Regions from separate parts of the Homo sapiens genome. Here region 1 is linked to region 2. A link is a contact called in ENCODE Hi-C or POLR2A ChIA-PET data. All regions are on one chromosome and are shown on one strand. Each heading gives the region's core, a stretch centred on a gene start or an enhancer-like site at or near the end of the contact. The rest is flanking DNA. Distances are from core to core; before and after follow the strand shown.

What was found. A loop is a pair of places that touch in the nucleus more often than their neighbours do. ChIA-PET counts read pairs that join two places held with the same protein, here RNA polymerase II (POLR2A). Pooled maps may share reads with other maps.
Region 1: a map of PC-9 shows a loop between it and region 2 (12-fold over the local background). The contact joins two enhancer-like sites. A Hi-C loop is called at or near these places in 1 of 168 maps with a recorded cell type or tissue (PC-9) and 6 of 50 pooled maps. POLR2A ChIA-PET finds 5 or more read pairs at or near these places in 4 of 52 experiments (BJ, HCT116, activated naive CD8-positive, alpha-beta T cell and 1 more).

What each region holds. Positions count from the first base shown.
Region 1 is chr7:151,778,120-151,785,125 of GRCh38, forward strand. It overlaps PRKAG2 (protein kinase AMP-activated non-catalytic subunit gamma 2), which reads right to left. Exons shown (of 16, transcript NM_016203.4): 3 at 3,033-3,312. Among named protein-coding and RNA genes, the nearest start is that of PRKAG2-AS2, 25 kb to the right of the region's middle. RefSeq lists silencers at 4,767-4,856, 4,967-5,066 and enhancers at 5,798-6,687, 6,688-7,006. Within about 2 kb of position 4,604, at least 13 of the 41 ENCODE cell types and tissues checked have a DNase peak (open chromatin) inside an H3K27ac peak, as active enhancers do.
Region 2 is chr7:151,311,016-151,318,125 of GRCh38, forward strand. No RefSeq gene overlaps it. Among named protein-coding and RNA genes, the nearest start is that of NUB1, 27 kb to the right of the region's middle. Within about 2 kb of position 3,001, at least 4 of the 41 ENCODE cell types and tissues checked have a DNase peak (open chromatin) inside an H3K27ac peak, as active enhancers do.

The DNA.
Region 1 (7,006 bases), core at 3,354-5,853, 470 kb after region 2:
TGCTGGAGGCCCGTTTCCACACCACTGTGATCTCATCCCCAACCAATCAGCAGTGCCCGTTCCCTAGCCCCCTGCCCATCAAATTGTCCATAAAAACCCTAAGCTCTGAGCCTTTGGGGAGACTGATTTGAGTGATAGCTCCATCTCCCATGTGGCTGGCCTCACATTAAACATTTTACTACAATACCAAGATCTCGGTGAATTGGTTTTATCTGTGCAGTGGGCATGAGGCTCCCACTGGATGGCTGTGCCCTCCCCAGAAGCAGATGCTGGCACCATGCCTCTGTGCAGCCTGCAGAACCATGAGCCAAATAAACCTCTTCCCTTTATAAATGACCCAGCCTCAGGTACTCCTTTATAGCAATGCAAAATGGAGCAACACCGCCTCCCATCCTGGACCTCCACACTCAGCCATCTGTAGGTTCTCCCCATGCCTTCTCCAAGCCCTGCTACATCCCAGCATTCCCCAGCTAGCCCTTAAGGCTGAGCACGGGGCCTTGGCTGTCCCCAGGCATTCCTGGTGGCTCAACTCTTTCTTCTGCTGTTACCAACACCCGCAACTTCTGTTCCACATCTCGCCACCGCCCCAAAGCTCAGGTCTGGGAGCTTGACATTTTTTTCAAGATGTATTCATTTTTAATTACCAATAAGTGAAGCTAGTCTCAAAAAATTGGAATATCAGATAAAGCAACATTTTCCTTCCACCCATCCACTCCTAATTCTTCACTTAGAAGCTACCACTAGCAGTCCAATGCATGTCCTTTTAAAAAATAAAAAAGGTATATATGTGTGTACACACATACATATATGCACATACATACACACATACATCTATACAAATCCAAAACACACACACACACACCCATATATGCTGTGTTCAAATTATTATATGCATATGCTTTCTTCCCCCATAAATGCTTTCCTTACAGTCCCTTCTAGCTTTGATTATCTGTCTGTCTGCAATTCTGTCAGTTACTGAAAGAAAACAGTTGAAAGAGATTGAAAATCTAAACATAAATAACAATGAAAGATAGTGAAAAGGAGGAATACTTTAAGAAATTGATATGGTTTCAAAAAGAGATTTTTCCAGACCCAGTTTCTAAAAGAACAGCTCATTTCCCAGGCTGAACAGTGGACAGCACCAAACCTCCCACCAAATGCTGTACTGAGCTGCAGCCTAGGCCCTGAGGACTGAACAACTTCTCCTGCACCTCCTGGTGCCACTGCTGGGCTCCCAAAGGGACCCTCTGCCTGCAGGGACCCTCCTCCTCCTCTCCCCGCTCCTCCCTCTCACCCTCTCCTCCCACCCCCATGGAGGGCTCTGTGCAGGAGAATGATGTAGAGGGAGGCGGAGGGTGATGGTTCCTGCCAGAGCTTCAAGACCTTCCCATGGGAGCCAGCTCACAGCTCCTACACTCCTTTGGGCACCCTTCCGATCATCAGGTTCCCTGTGCTGCTCTCCGCCCCGCTCAGAAAGCCTGCCCTGTCCTAACTGAGCACAGGCAGTACCATGGAGACAATCTCGTCCTTTCTTCTGAAGCCTGCTTGCCTCTGACTAGGAGCCCTTGAAGGCAGGAATCCTGTCTTTTCATCCACCAATTCCAGCACATTCAATCTACACAACATCGCAAGTTCCCCAACAAGGCAAACTGCGCACACATCCTCCTTCTCTTTGACAAATCCCACCTGTGTGACGTGGAGCCCTCACGCAGCTTTCCCATCAGGACGGGCCTGATTTCCTTCCTCTGTACAGCACTTTGATCCCTCATCTCTAGACGATGTTTATACAAGGAGATGGGGAAAGAAAGGGGCACCTTAAGGCTAAAGTGCACAAACTTAAAGGAAATTGTGACAACCCCACAGCCTTGAGTGAGGGGTGTGTGTAGAGCATGGTCAGGACCTGCCCCCCACAACACACACACAACCCACAGGCGGGAGCACCTTCATTTGTTTTATGTAGAAAGACGAAGTGCAAAATCTGTCCAAGAGATAGATCTGCTCCACTCACACAGAATACGGCCACCATCCCCTCCACCTCCAAGGTGGTGGATGAAGTAGTGAGGCTGACAGAGACCTGGCTTCTCGTCCTACAGCCACTGCTGCCTGATGGAAGAGTTCGAAGTCAGAAACACCGAAATTCCCCTCTTGCTGCCGCCTGGCCTTGCAGATATAAAGCGTTGCTCTAACACACAGTATTGCCAGTCTTTCTGAGTAAAAGTCAGCCTGGAGAGAAAGGTGAACTATCCCAGGCCTCTGATGGTCAAGGACAAATTTGTTTTCCACATCACTATCTTCCCCAATACAAATGTTCTAAGTCAGTAGAAAGAACTGGAAAGAATAGACAAAGGAAAGGAGAAAGTAAACGCCATAAACTTTCTAGTTCGTGGTATATTTCATATTATCATCGACGGCGCTCAAATGAAAATACCTTATCCTCAGATCACAAACACTAATGAACCTACGGAACTCTTTCTTAAACACTCACATTTCCTCCTTCCATTTCCCCAGCAAATCCCTCCTAGCTTCCATTCCCTGCTGCCCAGAGCCCCAAACAGAAAAAGTTAGGATTTGCCAGAAACAGGTGTAGTCAAACCCTCAAATACCAAACCACAGAGAGTGGAAGCCATATCAGGCTGACCAAAGCAGTATGGTCCCGTGGCCCCGGGTGAGGGCCTAAGCTTGGCTCCATGCCTGCAGTTTCCAGAGAAGGCTGGAGGCAAGTGTGTCATCTGATTGTCCATACAAGCTGTACTGTGAGTATCAGGATGTTTACAGTTAACCCAAGGACCTTGCTGGACCAGAAGGATTACGCTTTGATAGATTAGCATGGGAAGAAAGTGACAGGTGGAAACTGATGTTCTGGAGAGAGATTTGTTTAGGGGGAAGTGGGGGTGGGGAGAAACAGATACAGGCACTCAGCACCAAGCTGCTCACAGCCACCTGGCAGCTTCGGTGCCACCGTGGATGTGTGGCTGCAGAAGAGACCCCCAGCACCCCAGCACCCACCTGAAACAATAGCATCAAGGTCTTACTTTTTCTGGAGCGGGAGAAAAACCTGATGCCCCCGGGCGAGGTAGCAGGGTTGGAGTTGGGGGAAGACTCTTTGGAGGAGGAGCGGAAGATCCCACTGAAGCTCATGCGTCGAGGGGAGCGTGGCGGGGACTCCTGGTAGGAGAACGGGAACACGGTTTTGGGAGAGCCGGGGCTGGTCTTGGGCCTCACAGGTGCAGACATGGGGCTGGAGGGCCGGGGCTGGGGGCCTCTGGAGAAGAACCCTTTGGAGGGGCTGCCCGGGCCGAAGGGGCTGTCCACCTGCAGAAAAACAGACGAATGGATGCAGTCACTCCACGCTCTGGACACGCTGCCTCCTGCCCTGTATGAAACTTATCATTGTCCTCTCTCACATGCGGGCCCCCCATAGTACCCTCCCAGAGAAACAGCCCTAAGCTCTTCCACAGAGGTAGCCACTGAATGGTCTGCAGGTAGCACCTGCCCCAAGGATGGCCCCTCACAGGCTGGCAGCACCACGTCCTGGAGGTCCACTGACCATCCTGTCCCACTCCTTAGAAGGGGCTTCCAGGAGGTAGAGGGGAGGAAGGGAAGCGGAGCTCAAAATGAGCGTCTCCCTCCTTTATTATGGGCCTGCCTGCCTTCACCTCTCAAGACCTCACGTCCATCCAAGTTCTGACCACACAGGACTGCAGTCCTCTTGCCTGCCTATAAGATCCCTATGTTCCAGAACAGAGCGGGCCTGGAGCTCCATCCTGAGACCTCAGTCCTAGGTGATGATGAATTTTTCACCTCCAAGCTGCTTCAGCATTTGAAAGACTGAGGTTGCCAACAGAAGTCAGGAGAAAAGTTCACAAAGCCAGCCGGGTACGGTGACTCACGCCTGTAATCCCAGCATTTTGGAAGGCCGAGGCGGGTGGATCAACTGAGGTCAGGAGTTTGAAACCAGCCTGGCCAACATGGTGAAACCCCATCTCTACTAAAAATAAAAAAATAAAAAAAAAATTAGCTGGGCATGGTGGCGGGCGCCTGTAATCCCAGCTACTCAGGAGGCTGAGGCAGGAGAATCTCTTGAACCCCGAAGGCGGAGGTTGCAGTGAGCCGAGATGGCGCCATTGCACTCCAGCCTGGGCAACAAAACGAGACTCCATTTCAAGAGAAAGGAAAGAAAGGAAGGAAGGAAGGAAGGAAGGAAGGAAGGAAGGAAGGAAGGAGGGAGGGAGGGAGGGAGGGAGGGAGGGAGGGAAGGAAAGAAGGAAGGAAGGAAGGAAGGAAGGAAGGAAGGAAGGAAGGAAGGAAAGAAAGAAGGAAAGAAGGAAGTTAACAAAGCCCCAAACCTCTGAGACTCACTTCACCAATGATTTAAAATTCTAGTCATGGCTTAAAAAATTATCAGACCCCATAACTTTAAGCCAAGGCACAGAGCTCATAGCAGACTTTGAGAAATATCTCACGTGCCCGCAGCCGTGTTCCTGCTGGATGCGTGGAGGAGCTCCTGCCCTGCCTCTGGGTGCCGGTATTTGGCCCCTGCTCTGCCACCTGCTGAGCCAACCTGGGCATGTTACTTGGTCTCACCGAGCCTCAGCTCCCTCATCTGTAAAATGAGGATGGCCGTGCCCTCACCTCAAGGGCTGCTTGAACGTCAGATGAAGCCGCGTGAGGCCAGGAAGCACACGGTGCGTGGTAAACAGCTCTTGTCCTACCACTTGGGAAACTTGCAAGCAACACTGAGTGGAAAGGACCTCAGAGATGACCCAGTTCAGAAGCAAGAAGGGCGAGTAACTCGTCCGCAGCGCTCGCGGGGAGCCAGGACCAGGGCAGACGCGGGAAATACTGCCCTCGGGCGGCCGCGCTGTGCTGAAAAGGGAACACAGGACACCCCACAGGCAGCCTCGGTGCCACTTCGGGGTCTCTCTGTCCCACCACGGGGTGCGCTGTCCGGACCGCGGCCTGGGGACGTTCTTCCGCCACTAGAGGGCGGCCCAAGCCCCGAGCCCGCGGCCCCGGGAGGATAGGATGCCCGTGGCGTGGACCCGCGCAGCACAGCCTCCCCGCGCGGCCTCTCCAGCCGAAAGAGCCGGCGCCGCCACGTGGAGGTGTAGGTCCGGCCTGGCGCGGACACCTTCGTGAGTGGGCCCGGCAGGAAGAAGAGTGTGGTGCTATAGGACCTTGTAACTCAAGCTAAGTTTTGAGTTTTTCTTTTTTTGTGTAGTTCTGTTTTTTGTTTTTGAGACAGGGTCTCCCTCTGTCGCTCAAGGCTGCAGTGCACTGGCGCAATCTCAGCTCATTGCAACCTCCACCTCCCGGGCTCAAGCAATCCTCCTACCTCAGCCTCCTGAGTAGCTGGGATTACAGTTGTCCATGCCCAGCTGATTTTTTTTTTTTGACCATTTAATATGAAAAGCATTTAGATTCTCTGTTTATAGAATATCCCAGTTAGCCACTATTCCACCTAACTATGGGAATCAGGACAAATCCTGAGAATAAATTTACAAACAAGAGAGTCTTCAGGCAGGGGGTGGTGTCTCACACCTGTAATCCCAGCACTTTGGGAGGCCGAGGTGGGTGGATCACCTGAGCTCGACCAGCCTGGGCAACATGGCAAAACCCTGTCTCTACAAAAAATACAGAAATTAGCCAGGTGTGGTGGCCTGTAGTCCCAGCTACTCAAGCAGCTGAGGTGGGAGGATCACTTGAGCCCCAGAGATGGAGGTGGAGGTTGCAGTGAGCAAGGTGACACTACTGTACTCCAGCCAGCTTGGGTACAGAGCAAGACCCTGTCTCAAAAAAAAAAAAAAAAAAAAAAAAAAAGAGGTTCTTCTTCAAGTGGTGGGTGCTGTGTGTGCAGGTCTAGGGTGGGATGGGGGCTGAGAGAAGCCAGTAGGAACAACACACACAGGCACCAGGGTGGTCCTATCACAAGGTGACATAAGCTGGTCCTGGGTGGAGGCCCGGGTTTGGTCACAGCTCAGTTTCCCGCAATGTGGACAACGACTTGGTTGTCCAAGCCTCGTTCCCAGGGCTGAGACAATCACGACAGCAGCCTCGAGGGTGTGAACCGGAAGAGGAGCCGAGGCCACATGGGAGGACCGGAGGGAGGGGTGGGATTTTGGAGCTGCTGGAAAGGTGAGCCCGGACCTGGTGCATGGACGTGCTCTGTTTACAGCATAGGGAGCTTGCTGGGGAGCCGGGGGAGAGGGCCGAGCCAATGCAAATGTCCAGTCCTACAGGGAAACAGAGACACATAGGGGAGCGGGGCCCCAGGAGAGCTTGCAGAGTGCCCACAAGGCCGAAGCACCATAAGCACCATGCAGATGGATAAATGGCCCGGAGCTGAAACCTGCCCCTTAACAGAGGCCCTGACCCAGAGGAGGCCCTGACAGCTGGCTAGGCTTCAGAGACGCAGTGACAGGGCCGGGGAGGTGTCCAGTGCCCAGAGACAGAGGAGAAGGGGTTTGAAGCACAGAGACAGAGGGCCGGCCATTCACTTGGGCCACCATGAGGGTGGGGGTCACGGGGGAAGTTGAGCCATGAGCCCCTGGAGAACCAGTCATGAAAGGCCAGTTTAACCATATTTGATGAGCAAGGGGGACCCCAGGATTATCCTGAATGGGGTTCCATTCTGTATTCTGAATCCAGGCCAGTGGAGTCGGGCATCCAGGGATCAGGCCTGAGGAGGGAGCCCTAGGAAGCAGCCCTGCCAGTCCTGTCTCTGGAAAATGGCCGAAGCATGCTGGATGCTGGGCCCTGTCTGACCCCTCTCACCGGGAACCTTGGGGGCCAGATCACACTCCCAGACGGTGGGAAAGCCAGGCGGAGGGACAGGCCTGCTGGGGTGGGCTGCGTGGCGGTGCAGATAACAGGCGCCAGCTGAAGCCACCAGGGACAGGGCCTCAGGCCTTGCTCTTGGGCAAGCTATAGCCAAATGATATGTTGGTGAATGCAACCGGATGATTCCCCGGGTATTGACAAGACTCCCAAGTGTGTGCCTGGCTCC
Region 2 (7,110 bases), core at 1,751-4,250:
CCGAGATCGTGCCACTGCATTTCAGCCTGGGCAACAGAATGAAATTCAGTCAAAAAAAAAAAAAAAGAAAAAAGAAAAAAGAATTGACTTTAACAGGGGATTGGAGTAATAAGGCCTGGCTAGAAAGAAGTTAAGAGAACTCTTGAAAAATGCAGGAATGGCAGATAGAGGCACAACCATCACTCTTAGGGCTGAGATAAAGCACCCCAGAAGAAGGTCCCTGCCACGGCTGAGATCCAGACCTGATGGGAGAGATCGTGGCAGAGAAGTCACTGAGGTGCCAGGTTGGCAGAAGCAGCTGGAAATCTGCTCTCTGGGGTATCAGAGGAATCACCCACAGTGACACGTCATGTCTCAGAACAGTCTGCAAAGCCACAGGAGAAAATGCAGGGGGAAGCAATTCCCAGGACAGTGCCCTAGTGGCCACAAACTCCTGCAAAGCTGCCCAGGGGGCTTCCAGAGAAAGCTACTGGTGCCTGGGAATTGGAGTTGGTGCTGCAGAAGCCACACATGCTGCTGGAGCTGCCAGACACTGCAGAAGCCGGGTGCCTTGCAGGAGCAGGTGTAGAGAAACCTCATGGGCAGCAGGAGCCTCCCAAGAGGAGTGCACCAGACAGTGAAGAGAAACCCCTTTCTCCTCCCGTGTCTCTTCAGCGCCCTCTACTGACAAAGCTTGACATGCAGCTGCAGGCAAAGGGCAACTAATTACAAGGCTCAGCTCAATTCTAGGAGGTCAGGCAATGAGGGACGTATTAGGAGCTGAGATACAATAAGTTGACAACTGGCACAGAAGCTAAAAGAAACTTTTCTAAATTAATAAATCGCTAAATTTTAACCCACCATGCTAGAGCAAAGATCGTCTTTCTAATTTCTCTGATAAGATTGTTGTCATTTAAAGAGTCAATTAAAGAGCCTATAGCCAAAAAATGAAAAAAAATTATAGATATGTGTCAGACAGTTAATTAATAAAAATATTTTATTTTTCTGGATTTTGTAATGTTTGTGGTATTTTTTACTTTTTAAAATTTATAACTTTTTTCTCATTCTTAGTAATATTTATTTTCATTCCTAATATTGTATTTGTGGCCCAGTCTTGGCTCACTGCAACCTCCGCTTCCTGGGTTCAAGTGATTCTCCTGCCTCGGCCTCCCAAAGTGCTGGGATTACAGGTGTGAGCCACTGCACCCGGCCAGTATTGTGTATTTAAACATAATGAAACATGGAAAAGGTACAGTAAATGTACGGTATAATCGTATGGGTCCCATCATCTTATGGGACCACCGTCATGTATGCCGTCTGTCATTGGCCAGTATCATTATGCAGCACATGACTGTGTATTTGGGAGTGGAATATGCCAGCATTCCATTTAGGGGGGTTCAAGACGTTCGTTGTGGCATGACTTGGAGGGCATCTCCTGCTTCCTCTATTAGATGATAACCTCCTTGAAGGGCAGAGCTAGAATTAACGCTGGGGCGGGGGGGCTCAGAGGCATCATCTAGTCCAATCCCCTTGTGTAGGTGGGGAAACTGAGGCCCATAGCGAGGCAGACCCCTGAGACCCTGAGAGGCAAGACCATGTTGGTGTCACGTTAGAGTCCAGGGCTCTTTCTAGTCTTCCACAGGGTGTGTGTGAGTGTGAGAGTGTGAGTGAGTGTGTCAGTGTGTGGGGGCTATGTGTGTTTGTGAGTGTCTGACTGTTGGGGAGTGGTGTGTGAGTGCATGTGTGAGTATGGGTGTGTGTGGATATGAGTGTGTGAATGTGTGTGAGAGTTTGTGAATGTGTGTGGGTGAGTGTGTCTCTGTGTGTATGAATGTGTGGGGGTGGTGTGTGTGTGCGAGTGTGAGGAGTGATGTGAGTGCGTGTGTATATATGTGTGAATGTGTGTGTTTGTGTGAGTGTGGATGTGTGTGGGGTGTGAGTGTGAGGGAGTGGTGTGTGTGCGTGTGTGTGAATGTGTGAGTGTGGATGTCTGGGGGTGTGTGTGAGAGTGTGAGGGAGTGGAGTGTCAGTGCATGTGTGTGGGTGTGTGAATGTATGAGTGTGTGAAGGTGTGTGTGGCTGTGAGTGTGGGGGAGTAGTGTGACTGCATGTATATGGGTGTGTGGGTGTGTATAAATGAACGTATTTGTGAGTGTGGGTGTGGATATGTGTGAGTGTGGGTTGTGGGGATGTGTGTGTGTGAGTGTAGAGGAGTGTGGAGTGGTATGTCAGTGCATGTATGTGGGTGTATATGAGTGTGTGAAGGTATGTGTTACTGAGTTTGTGTGTGAGTGGGTGGGAGAGGTGTGAGTGAATGTGTATGGGTGTGTGTGGGTGTGTATGAGTGAATGCGTGTGTGTGAGGGTGGGTGTGAGTGATGTAGGGGAAGTGGTGTGTGAGCACGTGTATGGGTATGTGTGGGTGTGTATGAGTGAATGTGTATTTGTGAGTGTGTGTGGTGTAGGAGTGGTGTTTGAGTGCATGTGTATGGGTGTGTGTGGTTGTGTATGAGCATGTGTGAGTTCGTGTGTGTGGGAGTGAGTTTGGGATGTGTGGGGAGGGTGTGAGAGTGTGAGTGTGGGGGAGTTGTGTGGGGGAGTAGTGTGTGTGCATGTGTATGGGTGTTTGGTGGGTGTGTATGAGTGAGTGTATTTATGTGTGTGATGTGGGGGAGTGGTGTGTGAGTGCATGTGTATGGGTGTGTGGTTGTGTATGAGTGTGTGTGAGTTCGTGTGTGTGTGGGGTGTGTGTGTGAGAGTGTGTGTGAGTGTGGGGGAGTGGTGTATGTGTATGTGTATGGGTGTTTGGTGTGTGTGAGTGAATGTGTATTTGTGAGTGTGTGTGTGGTGTAGGGGGAGTAGTGTATGACTGCATGTGTATGAGTGTGTTTGGTTGTGTATGAGTTCATGTGCGTGAGTGTGGGTGTGTGCGTGACTGTGGGTATGAGTGTGTGTGTTTGTAAGTGTGAGTGTGGGTGTGAGATGGAAAGGGGGGCAGGGGTGGAGAGAGATGAGGCAGCCTGAGCCCCGGGACGCTCCCCACCCGTTGACCCAGGAGGCTGAGTCAGGCGCCAGTCCCCACTGCCCCGGCCGCCTCCCAGTTCTTGGCACAGGAAAGCTTGTGCTGGGAGCAGAGCCACAGAGGCTGTTCTTAGAAAATGGCATTGGTTGGGGACATGTAACCAAAGGCTGGAGAACTCGCTCCTTTTCAGCAGTTAGGAGAGGGGCTCTCAGATACTCTAACCCCAGCGCATCTTACCAAGGTCCTGACGGTCTCAGCAGCAGGCTGGGCCAGGGTCCCGACGAAAGCCTTAAAATAATTCATGGGTCAAAAGCATGAACTGAAAAAATGTTAATATTCTTCGTAGTCCGTTAAATTGTACCAGTTTATATCCTCACCAGCAAGGTATGAAGACATGTATTTCCCGGTTCCTCCACCCATGGCAGCCTTGGATATTATCAGATATTTAAACCTATCCCAGCTTAGGAGCAGGCAAATGATTTCTTGTGGTTCATTGTGTTTCTTTAATTACTGGAGGGGATAAACCTCTTTGTAAACGTTTGTGGGTCACTTTAATTTTTTGGTGAATTTCTGTGGTCGTTAATTCGTGTTGGGTTCCTCTTTTGTTTAGGAACTTCTTCACACTTCTTAGAGAGAGATACAGAGGGCTTTTAGAAATGGGTGCCTGGCCCATAGTGGGTGCTCAGTAGACGTCCGTCAAGTTAATGAATGACCATGGAGGATCTGGCTTGATGAGGGGTGCAGTGTACTATTCTCTCAAGGTTCTGGGCTTAGAGGGCCAATATGGTCAAATTTTATAGTGACAGGCCGGGCATGGTGGCCCACGCCTGTAATCCCAGAACTTTGGGAGGCCGAGGCGGGCTGATCATTTGAGGTCAGGAGTTCGAGACCAGCCTGGCCAACATGGTGAAAACCCGTCTCTACTAAAAATACAAGAATTAGTGGCGCATGCATGTAGTCCCAGCTACCTGGGAGGCTGACGCAGGAGAATCGCTTGAACCCTGGAGGCAGAGGTTGCAATGAGCCGAGATCGCGCCACTGCGCTCCAGCTTGGGGGCAGAGAGAAACTCCGTTTCAAAAACCAAAAAAAAAAAAAAAATTACAGTGACGATTCCAGGAAACACACCAAGAAGGAAGGGGTTGGCTTGCAGAACGTGGTGCTTTTAATTCTTGCTAGGCAGGTCTCCGGGGCTGTGATCTAACACAAATTCTGAGTCTCACCACCAGAGGGAGCCCTAGACTCAGGAAGATCCCGAGGCGGGTGGGGTACTGCTCAATTTTTAACAGCTGTGTCCTCAGAGTTTTCCATTTTGCACCTAAAAATTTTCCTCCAGGTTTAATGGCTGAAAAGCATGCAACTTCCAGCTTATTAAAAATATTAATATTTTGAAAATAAAACATGTGACTCTTGGCTGTGTGTTCAGTGATATGCAGGCATCGTATCACTCTGGCACCCACCATTTAAACATACGTAAATGAGTTCTTTAACCATTCTTTCCATCCACCTCCCTCATAAACTTTTATCCTAATATATGTTATGTGTGAAAGTCATATGGCTTATACCTCTCATACTTCTCAGCAATGAAAATATGTTTATACATTGAAATTGAAGGAAGCGGTACCTTTGTGATCAGGTCTGTAATTATGGAAACGTTACCTTCTGCTTACAGTTATCATCACCATTATGGATATTTGATTAAAACAGAATAAATATGTGACAAACTAATTAACAATTGTTAAACATAAAAAGTACGTTTTTATTGGAAATGCATCTCTCAATGAGGTGAATGAAGTTGTTTTTATTTCCTAGCTTACGTATCTCTGTGCTAGAGTAAGACGCATTATAAACATCGATTCTAGTTCTTCGTTTTCTTTATTATTATAGATGTTGATGGTGAGACTTTTTTTTTCTGAGACAGAGTCTCAAAGAAAAAAAAATCAATGCTTCCTGCACTTTTGCTAATTTCACTCCAGTTTGTCGTCCAGGCTGGAGTGCAGTGGTGCAATCTCAACTCATTGCAGCCTCTTCCTCCTGGGTTCAAGTGATTCTGTGCCTCGGCTTCCCAAGTAGCTGGGATTACAGGTAAGTCTGTCTTCTAGCTAATACAAACTTAAATGACCAGTAATAGGGTACGATTGACTAATCTATGGTTATGTCCACGTGGGGAGATATGAAGTAGCTACTGAAGTTATATTAATGAAGGTATGAAATAACATAAAAGATGCTTAAGGCCGGACACAGTGGCTCATGCCTTGTAATTCCAGCACTTTGGGAGACCAAAGTGGGCGGATCACTTGAGGTCAGGAGTTTGAGACCAGCCTGGCCAACATGGTGAAACCCCGTCTCTACTAAAAATACAAAAAATTAGCTGGGTGTGGTGGCGGGCGCCTGTAATCCCAGCTACTCGGAGGCTGAGTCAGGAGAATAGCTTGAACCCGGGAGGCGGAGCATGCAGTGAGCCGAGATTTGCCACCGCACTCCAGCCTGGGCAACAGAGTGAGACTCCGTCTCAAAATAAAATAAAATAAAATAAAATAAAATAAAATAAAATAAAATAAAATAAAATAAAATAAAATAAAATAAAATAAAATAAAATAAAATAAAATAAAATAAAATAAAATAAAATAAAATAAAATAAAATAAAATAAAATAAAATAAAATAAAATATGCTTAGGATACATTAATTAAAAAAATAGGTTAAAAATTTGCACACCTGGGATGATGACTGTAAGAAAAGCTCTTATTAGAGAGAAAACTCTGGAAAACTTTAACATGTTATAATGGTTCTATTTTAGGTAAGGAAAATTACTTAAAATATAATTTTCTCATTTTCTTCTCTCATTTTATTTTATTATTTGAAAACAATTTTAATAATGAAAAAGTAAGAAAAATGTATCAAATAGCATTCTCAAGATATTCAGCAAATCTTCTCTTGGGCCAGCCTTGCATCCAGGTGGTATAGGGATCTGCTGGTAATCCAGGCATCGGCCAGTGGAGTGGGGAAGGAAGGAAAGACGCCCCTCTTTCCCAGCTCCCACCAAAGCTCCCTTACAAGCCGTCCTGATGACAGCAATTCTGTCCCTAACACGGACTCCTCTGTACTACTCCTTTGGGGGTACCCCACTAAAAATCGGCTACATGAGGATAAATCACTTAGACGCTGCAGCAGCGTGGTCATTAGTGGCTTCAAGATGAGCGCACGGGTGGGGGTAAGGAGGTCGGATGGGAGGATGGGGGAATGTGCACACAAGAGCGAGGTCATCTGAAGCTCTGTCTAAAGCTTTGTCTGGAGTGGGTCCTTGTTGATGCAGCCTGGTTGCCTACTGAGCGCCCATTCTCTTCTTCCTTGCTCACAGATTACCTTTTTCTTTTTTTTCCTGTAGTGGGTAGGCAATGATTTCCCAAGATCCCTTGCAATTAGGAGTGTCTATGTGGCATTTTTCTAGGCAGTCAGGTGTGAGGGAGTCTAAGGGATGGGGATTCTGGACGAGCTACTACTATTTGCCTGACAAAAATGGGCAGACTTGGTGGGCAAGTGGTTTCCATTCTTTGCCCTCCCCGCTTCCTCTGGTCTGAACCACAAGCACGATGCCTGGATGCGCAGTTGCTATCTGTTGTCCATGGCACAGAAGCATTGAAAGACAAATTTCAGGGAAAAAAGTAAAACCATGACTCTTCTTCAGGTTAAAAATGAACACTGTTAAAGGTTTTATTTAATTCATGTGGAAACTAGGCAGATGATATAACCATTTCAAAAGAGGAGTCAAGGCTGGGCATAGTGGCTCACACCTATAATCCTAGCCCTTTGGGAAGCTGAGATGGGTGGATTGCTTGAGCTCCGGAGTTCAAGACCAGCCTGGGAAATTTGGCGAAACCCTGTCTTGACCAAAAAATACAAAAAAAAAAAAAAAAAAAAAAAAGCCAGGCATGGTGGCCTGCACCTGTGGTCTCAGCTACTCAGAGGCTAAGGCATGAGAATCACCTGAGCCCAGGAGATGGCGGTTGCAGTGAGCAAGATCACACCACTGCACTCCAGCTTGAGTGAGAGAGTGAGACCGTGTCTCAAAAAACAAAAACAAAAAACAAACAGAGAGGAGTCAAGAAGCACA